2 separate regions of the Homo sapiens genome follow, and region 2 is linked to region 1. A link is a loop called in an ENCODE intact Hi-C map of the cell type or tissue named here. Cell type or tissue: Caco-2. All regions are shown on one strand. Each heading gives the region's core, and the rest is flanking DNA. Links, peaks and the distances in the headings are about the cores only. Region 1 overlaps YAP1 (Yes1 associated transcriptional regulator). Region 2 has its middle 48 kb from the start of CEP126.

Evidence for each region. A loop is a pair of places that touch in the nucleus more often than their neighbours do. Peaks named below come from ENCODE experiments on the same cell type or tissue, not always from the same donor. Only the 100,000 strongest peaks of a DNase experiment are listed, where the experiment ranks them.
Region 2: a loop joins it to region 1, with 5 times the contacts of the local background. A loop is called at or near these places in 2 of 110 quality-filtered maps.

The regions. Positions count from the first base shown.
Region 1 is chr11:102,188,158-102,197,080 of GRCh38, reverse strand. The region is part of intron 4 of YAP1 (Yes1 associated transcriptional regulator); the gene reads right to left. Among named protein-coding and RNA genes, the nearest start is that of YAP1-DT, 82 kb to the right of the region's middle. In Caco-2, for the core only: no CTCF peak of the experiment used is centred there; a DNase peak (open chromatin) is centred at 4,150.
Region 2 is chr11:101,862,237-101,871,159 of GRCh38, reverse strand. No RefSeq gene overlaps it. Among named protein-coding and RNA genes, the nearest start is that of CEP126, 48 kb to the left of the region's middle. In Caco-2, for the core only: no CTCF peak of the experiment used is centred there; a DNase peak (open chromatin) is centred at 4,349.

The sequences.
Region 1 (8,923 bases), core at 1,648-6,647:
TGTGGGTCTTAAAGCAGTAAAAACAAAACACAAAACACTCACTCCTGGCTCTAAGTGTTTACTGCATGACCTAAGGGGACTGAATCATCAATAGAGAGTCGCTATAAAGTGGCATAATAATTTATCTACTTAAACATAAAATGTAGTTTTTCAGTAAAAATTGCTTATTTTAATTCACACTGAAAAGCTATCTTTTACAAAAGAAAAGGAAAAGACGAGTGTCCTAACCTAATGACTGAATACATCTTTTTATGATCAATATACAAAAGGTATTTCTCAATACACTATATACCTAAATGACATCATGCCTAGAAATAATTTTTTCTCTTTACTGGGATAATTCACCCTTGTTACATGTACTGTCTGGTAGTTCTTACAAATTCACAGAATTGTACACCCATTGCCACGATCTAATTTCAGAACATTTTCATCACTTCAAAAAAAAAAAAAAAAAGTCACAAAAACAAAAACAAACAAAAAAGCCCTGTATCCATTAGCAGTTCACTACCTACTGCCCTTCCTCCCAGTCCCTGGCAACCACTAATCTACTTCTGTCTCTATGAATTTTCCCATTCTGGACATTTCTAAAAATGGAATTAAGCAATATATGGCCTTTTGTGCCTGGCTATTCTCATTTATAATGTTTTCCAGATTTATTCATGTTTTAATATGTATCAAGCACTGCATTCCCTTTAATTGCCAAATAATATTCCATTATATGAATATACCACATTTTGTTAGCCCATTCATCAACTAATGGACATTTGGGTTATTTTCACTTTTTGGCTATTTATTATAAAATAATACTGCTGTAAACCTGGGTACAGGTTTTTGTGGAGACATACGTTCCCACAACGTGGAGACATACGTTCCCAATTCTTTAGCCTCTATACCGAGGAATGGAATTGCTCGGTCATATGGGAATGTTATGGTTAATGTTTTGAGGAACTGTCATTCTATTTTCCAAAGTGGTTACATCATTTTTCAATCCCAACAGCAATGTATGAGGATTCCAATTTCTCCACATTCTGGACAACATTTGTTATCTTTTCAAAAAAAACTTTAGCCATCCTAATGGGAGTTAAGTGTTATCTCATTGTGGTTTTGGTTTGCATTTCTCTAATGATCAATATGTGGGGACAGTTCACCTGCTCTAACATCCTACTCTAGGTTTTGTCACAGGCTAAGTAACCTCTCCATCCCACACTCTGCACTTCTTTCCCCACTTCTGGTACCAATTTACTGTATTAGTTTGTTCTTGCGCTGTTAATAAAGACATACCCAAGACTGGGTAATTTATAAAGAAAAGAGGTTTAACAGATTTACAGTTCAGCATGGCTGGGGAGGTCTCAGAAAACTTACAATCATTGCAAAAGGGGAAGCAAACATGTACTCCTTCACATGGCAGCAGGAGAGAGAAGAATCAGTGCTCAGGGAAGGGGGAAGCCCCTTATAAAACCATAAGATCTTGCGAGCACTCACTATCTGAGAACAGGATGGGAGAAATTGCCCCCATGATTCAATTATTCCCACCTGGTCCCTCCCACAACATGTGGGGATAATGGGAGCTACAATTCAAGATGAGATTTGGGTGGGGACACAGCCAAACCTTTTCCCCAGCACCAACTCCCAGCCTCCCCAAACTGGATTAAAGTTTTCACATCTTTAGCTGTTCAAAAATACTGGTAACAAATATCAATACTTTAGTCAATTCAACTTCCCCCTCCTCCAACCATAAAAATTCATTATAATGTTATTTTTCAAACAATACAATCATGAATGGAGCTAAAAGAAAACAAAAAGAAATCCAGCAGAACATTTTCTCCTCATCACCTCATCAAGCAGTTTAGGGCAGGACACAAGGGTTGCTAAATGAGGTGAGGCAGAAAAGGGAGAACGTGTTCTAATTAGCTTTCAGCTCTCTTTGTCCCCAGAGCACAGCTAGATGTTTTTCCCCACTATGAAAATAAACTTTAAGGTCTAGTTAGGAAAGAAAGTTCAGATAATGAGACTGTAGAGAAGCAGCCAGACATGGTGATTTGCACCTGTAATACCAGCTACTTGGGAGGCTGAGGCAGGAGGACTGCTTCAGGACAGGAGTTCAAGACCAGACTGAGCAACACAGAGATACACCGTCTCTAAAAAACTAAAAATTAAAAAAATAAAGGGGCATTATCTTTTAAAATATACTTGTCACTATTAATTCATGTTAGATTAATGAATAAACAGGTCAATTATAACACTTTATTTCTAATTTCATTTATTACTAGTAAAGCTCTTTCACAGAGGATAATTTATAATTTAGAAGTGATGCATACCTCAGAGTTTTTACTGAAAAACACAAAAACTGGTCTGAAATTTGACTGGTGGCTTCCTATGTGCCTTTTTGAAAAACCTCCCTTGACCACCCAGGTGCAAGCAGGTTCCCACCACCCTAGTTCCTTTCACCCCACATTGTTTAGTACCTTTTACCATACTTAATACATTTGTAATGATTTATTTACTTGTTTAGTAGCTTGTTCCTCCCAACCCATGGCTAGCATAGTGCCTGGCATGTAACTGGCACCCAAACTTTTGTTGCATAAATAAATAAATCCTAAAATAGTTTCTCTCCCTAGTTAGGAGGATGCTATTAGTAATGCACAGGAGAATCTCCAAGTTGAAGCAAGTCCAGAATGAGTTCTAAAATGACCTTAGCAACTAGGGTAGCAGAACAAAATGAGTATAAAACAAAACAAAACAGAATCTGAACCACTCTCCTTCTAAATCACACCAATTACTTTCAACAGAAATTTGACCTTTCCAATAATTCTATAATCTCTTTCTTTTTCTTACATCTGAATCTTTGGGTTGGTACAAAAAGTAGCAAGCAACACCAAATGGTTCCTCTTTTCCAGCATATAAGATGTTTGCTGTTAATACAGAGTTAATACAAATATAACTTGAAAAAGTTTCCTTTTAAAAAACTATGTAAAAGGCTTGGCACGGTGGCTCACGCCTGTAATCCCAGCACTTCGGGAGGCCGAGGTGGGCGGATCACGAGTTCAGGAGATCGAGACCATCCTGGCTAACATGGTGAAACCCTGTCTCTACTAAAATACAAAAAATTAGCCGGGCACGGTGGCAGGCACCTGTAGTCCCAGCTACTCGGGAGGCGGAGGTTGCAGTGAGCCAAGATTGCGCCACTGCACTCCAGCCTGGGCGACAGAGCGAGACTCCGTCTCAAAAAAAAAAAAACAAAAATCAAACAAAAAAAAACCCCCAAAAAACTATGTAAGGTCTTTTTAAGTGTGTTTGATAGCGGCTTTAGTAACACGAATAAGGCATTAGTTTAAACTATCATCTAATTGACGTTGCTGGTCTTAAACTTTCATGTTTAAAAAATCCTGTATGAACAATGTACTCATTATGTAAAGAAAGATAAAAATGTTTCTTCACTGTATAATTAACTAATTGCATCAATGAAATACTGATCAAGTAGAAATTACCTATTAGTTTATCCTCCGTAACATATGTCTACTCAGCCTTGGTTAGTACAGGAGAGATTGCTTACCATAACTGATAAACTATTTTGGAACTACCTTACTGGATATTTTCCCTAGCTAACCAAAGTATTTATTTTTAGATAAAAAATAAAACATTTTAAAAAGGAACAGCGAAATTTCACAAAACATAGTTGAGACATACTGGACAGAGGAATACAACTAAAGTTGTTTACTTTTTAGAATATATCCTACTGAATTTAACATAAAATTTTAAAAACTGCAGAGCTCAAGTGTGGAACTAATTTTGAAATCTATTCTATAATCTTATGTATTAAAATATTCATTTAAGCAAATGCTTGCTTTTGAAGGAAAAAGAAAATGTAGTGAGAGCAATAATTACTAACAATCTCTATTGGTATGTCTTAAATCAGGTTTTGCTAAGCACATGGCCTGGAACTAGGCTTCAAATCTGCTTACATTAGACTTTCTGTCATGGCAACTTTATGGGAGTTTTAAATTTTAGAAACAAAGTGTACCAACAAGGCATCATCTTTAAGGCAATAAAGCTGAACTTTGCTAACATGAACATGTTTAAACTCCCATATGCTTCCAAGAGTTTGAGAGTGTGGACAAAGCTTAACTATTCAGCCCAGCACTTCCCACACCCCCCATCAGATTTGTTTGCCTGGACATACTCACCATGTGATAAGGCTTATCTTTAGATTAAAGGCTGGAAGATTTCCCTGTCTCCTCTTCAAAAGTAATTCCACACTGTGACCAGAGGACCAAAGTTAAACTTAAATGGTGCAATAAATAGTTCAAAAGTATCTCTGAAACCTCAATGCACTCAAATCAAAAAGGCTATTGAGAAGTAACCTTAAGCAAGAGTCCAAAGCAGTTACTGAGCATATTGTATTCAGTTAAAGAGTGGAAATATTCTTAAGAGCATCCAGTCTAATCCAGTCACATTTTACAGATGAGTCAAGAGAAGTTAGGTATCTTTCTGATCCAGTTGGTTATATTGTGATAGCAGAACTTGGGTCTCTTGATTTCCAACTGAGAAGGTAAATTTTTCTACATCCCAATTTAATTCAGTTGAATCAAGTACATTGTTGTAACTATCATGTGGAAAAGAGATGCTAGCCTCTACTGCAGATTGAAGAAAGATTTTTGGAGGAGATTGAAAATGACAGGTCAGAGCAATGACATAACTATTTTTCTCACAGGATAATGTACATATGAAACACTATAGAATATAACACTTAAAGAAGCACTAGCAAAATGAAGGACATCCAGAGAAGTGAGTAAATTGATAAAGAACAGAGAACTCTGAACACATGAAAAACCAGAGAAACCACAGTTAGAAGAGAACACTGCTGGGATTAGAGCTGTATTCACACATGTGAAAGGAAGTAAATTTTTGGGTAATCAAGAAATATAAACTTTGTGGTCATTAGAATTTTCCTTAAGTAGAATGGGCTACACTATAATGAAGTAAACTAGTAAAGGGAAAGGTCAAAGCTGAGATCGGTGAGGCAAGAATTGGGTAAATAATTCAACTAGATGCCTTTAAAGTCTGTTCCAATCAGAGATCTTAAATTCTCTTACGTAATTAGAAACTTGGCCAGGCCCTATGGCTCACACCTGTAAACTCAGCACTTTGGGAGGTAGAGGCAGGTAGACTGCTTGAGCCCCAGGGGTTTGAGACCAGCCTGGGCAACACGGCAAAACCCCATGTCTACTAAAAACACAAAAAAATTAGCAGGGTATGGTGGCACATGCCTGTAGTCCCAGCTACAGGCGGGAGGCTTGTATGAGCCCAGGAATTAAGGCTGCAGTGAACTGAGATTGAGCCATGCTGCACTCTAGCCTGGGCGATGAGAGTGAGACCCTCTCTCCAAAAAAGAAAGAAACAATAAAGGAAGAAAAGAAAAAAAGAAAAACTCATTATCTTTGGGTAACTTATTCAAGATGAGTCACAATACAAGATGCAAGTGCATTAACCACTATTTTTCTCCCTCTCAAATTTTCATGTATCAGCATTAGTAGGTATTTCTGAAAGATTAACTGCATTGAATCTAAATTTCTTTTAAATTCTAGGTATCAAAAGATCAAATTCAAATTTCAGTTTTGCCATTTAACTATATAACCTTGGGTATAATTTCCCTGATCTCAGAGGGGCTCAGATTTTAGACCATATTCCCTAACTCTCCCAGCATTTAAAAAAAAAAAAAAAAGTGTTGGTGGTCCGAGGAATCGTAATGGCTGTGTGGTGCTATGGCACTTAGCGGGCCAGGGATGTTGAATGTTCTGCAGTGATCAGAAGAGTAGCATTCTCCCCACTGAAAAAATGATGATTAGAGGACTCATTATGAGGGCCAAATTTTGTGAGTTTTATCAGTTAATAATTTTTTTTTTTTTTGAGATGGAGTCTCGCTCTGTTGCCCAGGCTGGAGTGCAGTGGTGCGATCTTGGGCTCACTGCAACCTCTGCCTCCCAGGTTCAAGCGATTCTCCTGCCTCAGCCTCCTGAGTAGTTGGGACTATAGGTGCGTGCCACCAGCCCAGCTAATTTTTGTATTTTTAGCAGAGATGGGGTGTCACCATGTTGGCCAGGATGGTCTTGATCTCTAACCTCATGATCCATCAGCCTCGGCTTTTGAGATGGAGTTTCGCTCTGTCTCCCAGGCTAGAATGCAGTGCACCATCTTAGCTCACTGCAACCTCTGCCTACCGGGTTCAAGTGATTCTCAGTGCCTCAGCCTCCCAAGCAGCTGGGATTATAGGCGTGTGCCATCACACCTGGCTAATTTTTGCATTTTTAGTAGACGGGGTTTGACCATGTTGGCCAGGCTGGTCTTGAACTCCTTACCTAAAGTGATCTGCCCACCAGGGCCTCCCAAAGTGCTGGGATTACAGGCGTGAGCCACTGCATCCAGCCTGTTACTAATTTTTATTTTTATTCTTAATTTTTTGAGACAGAGTCTCTGTTGCCCAGGCTGGAGTAGAGTGGCATGATATTCACTCACTGCAACCTCTGCCGCCTGGATTCAAGTGATTCTCATGCCTCAGCCTCCTGAGTGACTACAAGCGTGCACCACCACTCCCAGCTATTTTTTTCTATTTTTAGTAGAGATGGGGTTTCACTATGTTGGCCAGGCTGGTCAGGAACTCCTGGCCTCAAGTGATCCATCCACCTTGACCTCCCAAAGTGCTGGGATTACAGGCATGAGCCACCGCACCTGGCCATCTGTTAATAATTTTTAGCTCGCAATAGCTCTTTTTATCTAAAACACACATCTTTTCCTCTGTACGCTAAGTAATTAATGTAGTCCATAACCAAATACTGACAGCCCAGGATAACCAGGAAAGACTTGAGTTGATAAGGGGAAAAAAAGCCTCAAACCTCAAAACAAAACAAAACAGAACAAAAAAAACCTCACTTTTAGCATACAGCTATCAAGAGACTTGCTTTGATAAAATTTAAATAATTAGATGCTGACATTCTCTTTGCTCAAGACTCCATTAATAAAGTTACCAATTTGGTTTCTAGAGACTTCAGTGGTTTTCCCCCAACACTAATAGGATGGATTCTTAGTTATTTAGTTGGTTGTTAGGTGCATTTTCATCAAAAGGAAAATATTATTTTTAACAACAGAAATATTTGGCTTAAAAAAGAAAAAATGTTAATGAATGTCTCAAAATTTTTATAGATATTTAATTATTAATGCCAAATATTTAACTCTGATGAAAAAGAAGTCTCAACAACCTTCGGCTTTAGTCTTATTTTAATAAATTGCATATAGGTATTTGTATTTTACTTATCCTTTTATTTCTTATTTCAAGACATTATAGTAACACATACACACGTGTATGTAAATGCACAGAAAGCAAGTTTTGGGAAACTGAAACAAAGGAACCAAAATCAACCTATGAGGTTTAATACCTCTGACATTTCTACACATAGAATTTCTGTGCACAGAACTGTAGTTAGGAATTAAATATTCTGTTTTTGTCACTCTGGACTGTTCATTACTTGCTTTAAAATTCAGAAGTATAATTTTTTCCCCAAATCTCTTGCTCCAATATTTTGTTTACACCAAATATTTTTATCCCAGTGGTGCCATCAGCACTTATTTCCTAAAACACAGATTGGTAACAATATTTTAATACATCTTTTTATAATATAAACAATAGCGAAAATAACATTAAAGATCAGTTTATCAACTATTAGTGTTTTAAAGATCTTTTTTCATTCTGAACAGCAATTATAATTTCATTGTGTTTTCATTAGGCCTTTTACTGGAAAATGTCCATGACTGTATTATATACAGTAATAGATCTACAACATACAAGGTGATGTTTAAACCTGAGACTCATGTTTGCCAGTACAAAATCTCCAGGGAAAAAAAATCACCTCCTATGTGTTTATATGAAATAATTTAATGGCTTGCATAATACTCAAGGAACCATTTTCTTGAACAAAGAGTAAAAACACTCCTAATATGACTCCTTAAAAAAACAAACAAAAAAAGCCCTATTTTTCTTAAAACTCAATAAACATCAGGGCATCCTTATTGCCATCTGATGTCACTTCATGATTTGTTATAAATTACTAATGAATTCTCTAAAATTAAAATATTAAAGAAATAGCTTTTAAATGTTAAAGAAAAAAATCATTAAAAAACCCAATCCACAACAAATTACTCTTTTATTCCCTAAAATTACATAAATAACATTAATTTCATGTGAGATGTGAAGGATTGATACTATAAATATAGTCATGTGTCACTTAATAACCAGGATATGCTTTGTGAAATGGATCATTGGCAATTCTGTCACTGTGCAAACATCTTAGAGAGTACTTACACAAACCTAGATGGTATAGCCTACTACATGCCTAGGCTGTAAGGTATAGCCTATCGCCCCAAGCTACAGAACTGTACAGCCTGTTAGTGTGCTGAACACTGTAGGCAACTGTAGCACAACGGGTAGTATTTGTGTATCTAAACATAGAAAAGTTACAGTAAAAACACAGTATTAGAATCATATAGGACCACGACTGTATATGTGGTCTGCCGCTGACTGAAACGTTATTATGCAGCAAATGAAGTGTAATTACTAAATATGTTTAATCTTAAAGCAAATGGCTATATTCTAACTATAATTAATCTGAAAGCATCTGATAAATAAACATATAAAAGGGGTTGTTTGAAGGAGCTAAAATTAAGCTTCTCTAGGGGCTTAGCTCCCATTCTAAGACACTGAAAGACACACATCTACTTGACTTAAGCCAAAAATTGATAAATATTTTAATATAGATTTGAAGAATATCGAAAAGCAAACTCCACAATCATGAAAGCAATATCCTACACCATTTGTTTGTGTTTGTATGGCCCAAAGGGTCAGAAACAAGGGGATAGTTTATATTTCTTTGGC
Region 2 (8,923 bases), core at 2,298-7,297, 330 kb after region 1:
CACCTCAGTCTAGGGATTAGAAAGTGGCTTCCCACACAGCCAAACAAAAGGAGGGAAACAGTGTTTGAAGCCCAGTGTAAGATGAGGGCACAAAGGAGAGAGAGAAGGCACCAGCACACCTAGTTTTATGCCTCTAAAAACACACTCATATTCATCCACCAGCAGTTTTAAATCTTCCTTAGTGTTTGAAATTGCACTAAGTAGCCTGGGAAGAAGACTTGTTGCCTGAAAGATTGGATGGCAGCTTGAAACACCTGGAAGCCTCTCTGAAGGAAAACCTATTAATCCCATACATGCCAGGATCTTCAGCAAAGTCCCTCATAACTTGAGCAATTCCTGCTTTGGAAGATAGGGAAAACCTGGGACATTCACTAAAATGGCACATGCAGGACCTCAGTATTTCCATAAGGAAATATGAGGATGAAAGCAGGGAACGTGAGTCACTGTGTGTCCGTTGGCATTTCGAAAGCGATATATGAATCACTCTAATGCAATTGGGGGCTGTAAATGGGAGATGGAAGTGAATGAAGGAACAAAAGTGCTACTCCTAAGCTTTAAAGGTCAAGCTACTGTAGATATGGGTATCACGGAAAGGGCATGAAGGTCACGAAGGGGGATGTTAGGTTCATTGAGATGGATATGAGTGCCAGAGGAAACAGATTGCTCATTAGTGTTATGTTGGTAACTTCGTCAAAGGTGAATATTTCACTTATTGCATGGTTAGTGTGCCATTATATAGGACTTAAAGTGATTCCTAGCTATAGGATAGTTATTCCTGGTTGCAGTCACATGGGGAATATACCTAACATTGTTTCGTGGTTCTTGCACCATCTATGTTTATCTGTTTATTTTCTCTTTTAGTGTTTTCAAGTTTTAGCACATGCAAGATGTTATAAGGGACCCTTAAGGAAAAGTTTTGTGTCTACATATGGATGAGAATTAAAGGGAGACTACCACCTATGCTCTACATGTAGCGAGAATCCAAGTAAAGACAAAAAAAAAAAACAAAACAGAAAAACGAATTTACATTACTGGTCTTCAGCTACTTTGGTCAGCATACTTATGGAATGAAATGTTGGAAGTTCTAATTACATACACGTAATGCATAGAACAGACAGGGGAACCAGGATATGGGTACCATAAGCAGCTGTGTCAACATGATGGCCTGGGAAAACGGCTTTACAAATGGCCAAGACTAGAGAGTGGTTGGCTCTGAAGGGGAAGTGAAAAGAGTGTTGCAGGGCTAACCAGGCATGGACCTTGGCCATACAATTGCCAAGGGCCATATTAACAATAAGAGATTATAACAATAATTTCACCTTCCATTAAAACATTTGACCTTCATCACAACCCCATGGAGTTGCAAGGATTATGAACATGGACCTGAATATGTAAAGCCCAGAGCTGAGAGGACAAAAGTTGGATGAGGGGACATGGTTGAGGGGACACAGTCTGTGTCACCAGACTGGGTAGACAAAAGAGAAAATTTAGAAATCTAGGGGAAACATACACAGGAAAGATTGTGTGTTTCCCAAGCCTAAATATGGGCATTATCTTTTCATAAGAATTGATTATACTAAACCCATCATCAGGCTTACCTCCTGTTGTGTGCACTTTCTCAAAGGAATATAAAGTTCATGAACATACTGATTTTCTGTACTTTTCATAATTGATCCCAGGTGCCTAGAACAGCACCATGCACATTAAAATTATACAACTGTTTGCTGAATGAAGTAATAAATGAATCCCTCCTTTTAGCAACACTCACTAGAATCCAGCTCAAATGTGTTTAATAAAATTAATTAGTCCAGGGACACCATCAAGTATTTTAGGCTGTTAGCCAATTAGAACCACCCCCATTGCTTTGCCAGGTCAAGCAGGTACATTTTCTAGGTTTTTAAGCAAACTCTAACGAAGGAAAAAGGAAGTGCATGGATTAGAAGTTATTTGGGCAGAGGATTGATTTGGATGTGTCTTGCATCAAGGCTTGTGGAAAACTAAAACTGTGATTTTTTTTTTCTCTTTCTCCTCACTTTTTCCTGATTTTTCTAGGTGAGATGGAGTAAGTTCTCAGGATATAAGAGCTAAGTTCTAAACCTTGTCTTCAAAGAAGATCTTTGAGGGACTTTTCTCCCCTTTTTTCCTTTCTAAAAGACACTTCACCTTGAGAGAAAAGTTAGTAGATTCCCCTTTTTATTCCCCATCTTGGGATTCTGTTCCTTTATTACTCCTTAGGCTTCGTCAGTAAGTATTGACAAAAGAAGTGCTATGGTCTGAATGTTTTTGTCTCCCCCAAATTCATATGTTGAAATCCTACCCCCAATATGATGGTATGAGGAAGTGAGGTCTTTGGAAGGTGATTAGGCCATAAAGGTAGAGACCCCACGAATGGGATTAGTGCCCTTATAAAAAAGGCCTGAGAGATCCTTTGCCTCTTCTACCATGTGAGGACAGAGTAGGAAGAAATGATTTCAATGAGAAGTGATCCAGGATGTGGGCCCTCATCAGACAGTGAATGTGCCTAGATGTTGGACTTCCAAGGCTCCAGAACTGTGAGAAATACATTTCTTATGTTTCCAAACTATCCAGTTTTTGTTAATTCATTATAACAGCCCAAATGGAGTAAGAGAGGAAGAAAACTTGTTTTAGGTCTTACAGGGTTGCTTAGACTAGTCGGAGTTCCTGTCTGGGAGATTCTTGCAAGTGTTACGTATTTCAGCTCACCTTAGGTGGTTCTCCCTCCACCAACTCCAGATTTTTATTGCCCACTTAAATGCCTCATCAGCTTCAATTCTCTCTGGCTTAATTTGTGTGTAGGGGTTGAAATTATTTTCCAGCTTCAGAAGACCTGCCTCAGGAGTTTCCCTTGTAAACCTTGCTTATTTTATAAGCAAATGAGAAAGACAAATTGCTGGCTGAATTCATGGGTCTTAAGCTTAATAGCTCCTTGTAGGGAAGTACAGAATACGGCCAGGGGTGGGAGGGAGGTGAGTGACTAATACAACCCCTGTGTAGTCTTTGTTAGGAAGAAGATTAGAGAACCTAGAGCCAGGATATTGTTGAAATGCTCTAGGGTGGTGGCAATCCACACTGTTCAACTGGTTATACTTTGGGTAGAAAGGATGACAGAATAAATGAGAGTGGATGACCAGTCTGGTTAAATAGCAACCAGAAGAAGTGGGTCTGGCGATTAAGTTCAAAGAATGGTGCCTTTCTCTTGGTACCTTCTTGATAGTGTGAGCTCAAGCAAAGCATGGGAAAACATCTAAGCCATGAAGGTATGGATCCATGTGGCTCTGATATCTTTTTAGTGGTGGAATTTGGAGAAATTTGAACACTTGTGCTACAGAGATATGACTATGTATGAGGATGGCTCTGGTCATCCCGACATTTCTCTACCCACATATTAACCCCAAACATTTCTTTACCCATATATTAACAGGAGATATTTGTGATGAATTTGCCAAAGTACCTGAGGAGATCATCAGAATCTCTGACTTAGACCTATGGTCTAGATAATGTGGGGTGGGGTGGTACTCAAGAGTCGATTACTAGATTCTGGGGTTTGTTTCTTGACCCTCAATTTCAGGCATCATTGAGAAAGTTCTTGAGCAGCAGAAGCTTCTTTTTCACAAATATAACTCTTGTATCCTTGTCTGTGGAATGCAACGATTTTCGTGGTTTGGGTTGGACAACCAGATTGGATTTCTATGTTTGGGAACAGGCAGTATTCTCTCTGCCATCTCTACTCATGAACAGCTGCTGGGTATATTGGCGCTGTCCCACAGGTGGGACTAATTTTGCTTATATTTGCTCACAGGGTTTTGAGAGTCTCATTTGAATATAATTACTGAGATTGCTGCTCCTTTACTTTTTATAAAAAAGATCTGCAGTATGGAATGCATTACTCATGAAAAGAGATTGCATTAGGCTGGATAATTGAAAGACTAACAAGGCCTCGAAGAGCATATTCAATAAAGGCAGAGGATACAGTAAAGCAGGAACAAGAGATTGCAAGAAAGCATCAGAGGTCCAAGAAACTTCCAAGCGCAGCTCCCCAGTGTCTTTCTTATTTGCATCAGGATATGCAATGTTTCCAAATTGAATTACCAAGAATTGTGTGATGATAAATCTTTGTTTTGGGAAAGGTACTTAAACATTTCCAACAGGGTCTTTTATATCCTCTTGGTCACATAGCCAAGCCAGGATATCCAACTGATTATACTGGGTATAAGCCATCAATAAACAAACTGGTTCTGACTGCCACCAGGAGAATTTGAACTTTAATCATCACATCATTAATCATTAGCTCACTATTCTTGTCTTGGCTGAGTCAGGGCCAGAGTCCCAAGAATTCCTGAAGATTAGCAAAGAGTTGTCCTGGTCAAGCTCTAAGGTACCTATCTTGCACAATCTACCCTCTGACACTTAGTCACACCTTTTAAAATACATGTGTATTACTGGTTCTTTTTCCTGAAACTTTGACTATTCATAGAAAAAAGAGAAAGGGCATTTTCCAAAGAAATAACTCTCTCCCAATGAAGTATAAGTGTTTTAAAGAAACATTTCAGTTTACCAATTTTCCAGCATAAACATGTGCAACCATTACAATGGTTTTACACCTTTTCACTACTGAAATTTCTGGGGAGGAGGGTGTTGCTTTTATAAACATTGAGATATAACTTACACACCATAAAGTTCACCCTTTTAGTGTATGTAGTTCAGTGATTTTTGGCATATTCACAAGATTGTGAATCCATCACAACTATTTAATTGCAGAATATTTTTATCACTCCCTAAAGGAATCCCATACCCATTGTCAGTAACTCCCTTCCCTCCAACTTCTGCAAGCGCAAATCTAGTTTCTGTGTCTATGGAATTGCCTATTATGAACATTTTATATGAGTGGGCTATATGATACGTGGCTTTTTGTGACTGGCTTCTTTCACTTAGAACAAAGTTTTAAAGGTTCATCCATGTTGTAAGGATGTATTGGTACCTCATTCTCTTTTTAAAAACTTTATTGAGATATAATTAACATACCATTCAATTTACAGATATAAAGAGTACAATTCAATAGCTTTTTGTATATTTAAAGTGCAACTATCACAACAACCAATTTTAGAATATTTTAATTGTCTTTGAGTGTATCCTGGTTGGAGTTTCTTGAGCTTCTTGGACATGTAAATTAATATTTTAAAATTAAATTTGGAAGTTTTTGCTCATCATTATTACTTTTTTGAGATGGAGTTTCACTCTGTTGCCCAAGCTGCTGGAGTGCAGTGGCAGGATCTTGGCTCACTTCAACCTCCACCTTCCAGTTTCAAGCAATTCTCCTGCTTCAGCCTCACCAGTAGCTGGGATTACAAGCTCCCACCACCAGGCCTGGCTAAGTATTTTTAGTAGAGATGGGGTTTCGCCATGTTGGCCAGGCTGGTCTCGAACTCCTGACCTCAAGTGATCTGCCTGCCTTGGCCTCCCAGAGGGAGGGATTACTGGGATTACAGGCATGAGCCACCATGCCGGGCTGGTCATTATTTTTTAAAATATTTTTTCTGCTCCTTTCTAGCCTCTCTTGGATTTTCATTATGTGTATGTTGGTAATTTACTGATGTCCCACAGGACTCTGAGGCTCTATTCCTTTTGTTTATTCTCTTTTCTTTTCTCATACGGAATAATCTCAATCTACTTATCTTGACGTTTGCAGATTCTTTCTTCTGCTGGCTCAAATCCGCTATTGAGCTCTAGTGAATTTTTCACTTCAGTTAGTTTTCAACTTCTGAATTAATATTTGGTTTTTCAAAAAATAATTTCTATCTTTTTATTTTTTATTGGATGAAACATAATTTTCATACTTCCCTGTAGGTCTTTAGCTATGGCTTCCTTTAGTACTTTGAACATGTTTAAGTAGTTGATGTAAAGTCTTTGTCTAGTAAGTTCAATATTTTTTCTTCCTCAGGGAAAGTTTCTATTGACTTTGTGTGTGTGTGTGTGTGTGTGTGTGTGTGTGTGTGTGTGTTGTGTATGGGCCTTACTTTCTTGTTTCTTTGCATGACTTTAATTTTTTGTTGAATATTGGACATTCAAGATAACACAGTGTGGCAACTTTGGAATTCAGATTCTTTCCCACTCTCCAGGGTTTGTTGTTGCTGTTTTTAGTTGTTTGTTTGTTTAGTGAATTTTGGGAACTAATTTTGTAAAATTCTATTTCTCATGTGTGGCCACTGACATGTCTGAATGGTTAGTTTAGTGACCAACACATGATTGGATAGAAATTTCCTTAAATATCTGGAATCAATTAATCTTTGCTAAGAGGTTCTGTGTGTGTTTTGGGGCATGCCTTTGACATGCAACTGAGTAGTTGACAACTCTGCCTTAGCCTTCACTTCCTGTTTGTGCAGAACCTCCAGACTAGCCAGAGGAGAGAGTTTAGAGGGTTATCAGGTATTTCCTGAGCATATGCAGAGCCCTGTACATGCACACAGCTTTACACACATAAGTGGCTTCTATAGTCTCAGGGATGTGTCACAGCTTTTCAAGGTTCCTATGGACAGCTTATCCTCTAGCTTTCCCTTTAAGCTTTTTAATTAGTCTGTTGTTAGCCATAACTGTTATCCACCACTTCAGGCAGCTGCAATATTATGCAATTGACTCTTATTGTTTTCAACACTTTTGGGGAAAAGAATTTTTCACAAGGGAGAGTTCTTAGTAAGGTAAAAATGAAGACAACCCTGTCAGTGGGCTCTTCTAGGGAACCAACAGGCAATTAACATCACAACAATTTTCTGTGAATGTGCTTTAAAGAAGCTCCAACCCCATTCCACCTTCTTCAGTGTATGACAGGCTGCTGGTTTTCACTGTGATTGTAGGTTATTGACTTTTGAGGCTGTGACTGAGCTGGGAGAGGAGATAGGAAAAGGGAAGTTATAAAACTATAAACCTATTTTTCTTACCAAGATTGAGCTTTTTTTTTGGTAAATAAATTATTCCCAGATTGTTGCAAGCCTTTGATTAATTTCTGTAGTTCTGCAACAGTTGATTCTGACAACTTTTTTGTTGGTCGGTATTCTTATTTCTTTTATAGATGAGAGGATTTTTGGATGAATCAGGTACAGTGGAAAAACACCTTGTAGAAGTTTTAATTCAATCTCCCAGTACGTTTTATCTTTGATATTAGTAGAATCAGGCTTTGTTAGAAATCAAATCTTACTAATTGCACTAAATAGGGGTTACATTATGAGTTAGAATATAATTATTACAAAATTCATAATAATTAAACTAGTTTTTTTTTAAAACTAATATGGCCTTTGCTCATATGCCAAATATTGTTATGGATTGGAACATAGATCAAGGGTCAAGTCTCATTTAATTTGAGATTAAAAATTTTGTGGGCAAAAACATGCCATGCTTTATACTAAAGGTTATACTGACATGGGATCTTAATGAACTTTAAGTGATTGTCATCTTTCCCTAACTGTTAAAATCCTAGTCAAGTTTAATGAGCTTCTATTATGACTAACTACATTCTTATTTCCTGCTGGAGAAGTGCCTCAATGTGGGAGAAGGGGCTCTCTGTATACTTTACAATCCCTCATCAGTTTGGTATGTTGATGGAGGAATCTTTTTGGAATAATAAAGGTCTACTGCTTTGGAAGTTTTAATCATCTGGGAATATGCTGGAACACAGTGTTGGTGACAAGTAGTATAAAAAACCTTGAGCTTCCAGAAGTCAGGGAGAAGCTCTGGGTTAAGCCTCCTGGTGAATTAGGCTGATAAATATTCATGGGTATAGGCAGAAACTTATTCTGGAGATTCTCAACAGGGATCCTGACAACTGATTACAGGCATAGAAACTGTGAACCCAAAGAAAGGAGGCAACTAGTTCTCCAAACTTTGCTTAGAATGATCTAGAGAGGGCTCCCGTTCTAGTGAGCACACCTTTAGAATTTATGGTTAGAAGTAAAAAATATGTGATGTAAGGACCCAAGACATGTACTCAGAAGTAACATCAAGTCACTAAGAAGGAAAATAGCAGCCTGGAAAGAACTGGACTAACAGCTACCGTTAAAGCAGGGCCTTGCTTGCATAGAGGCTAGCCAATTCACAGTGGCCTTGCATTCCATTCTGGAAATTGTCTGCTCTATTTAAGGTTGGGTTTTTTTTCGTAACTGAGAAAGGAAGGATGAGTCGCCCTAACTTTCCTTAATGCCTGAAACATTTGATCCCAAATTTTGCATGGATTTTCTCTTGAATGGCCATTGCTGATTGGAAATATCAATGGAATTCTTAGTAATTCCACTATCTTTGGGCTGCTCCCTAGTTTCCCAAGAAACAGCCTCACTGTACGAGCCTGCTACCTTGCTCTTGTACTACCACTCCACTTGCCTGTGCACTATACATATCTATTAATTGTCCCGTTTTATGCAATCTTCTCCTCTCTCTCTCTGCAATCTCCTCCCCTGACCCCAATAATCTCAGAACATCAGTATATTTAGCACAGATATCAGTCACTATTTCACTCCTGCTCCCTCCAGTGGCACTACAGTGGACCTGACAGTCTGTTTTCCCCCAGAGCCTGTTAAGTGATTCCATCCATGGGTGCTTGGCCTGTGATTGCATCACAAGCTGGATAACACTTGTTTTTCTTTTCTCTTGCACCCCCCTGGCTTGTCTTGTATCCTTCCTCATTCCTGTGTTCTTCTTAGGAACTTGTTTTTGCAGTAAAAATGCATCTTGAATGTAGAGTTACAGAAAAATTTGAGATTGGTGAGAAGTTTTCTTTGTGCTAACGGAGTTGCTTCTAATACTTGTCTAGGCTGTGTCTTTATTTGCTGTGGGGAAGTTATTTTACCAGTTGGAGTGGGGTTATGATGACATATTTACAAACACTGAAGTATGAGCCTGTGAAGGAGAGTCCATCCCA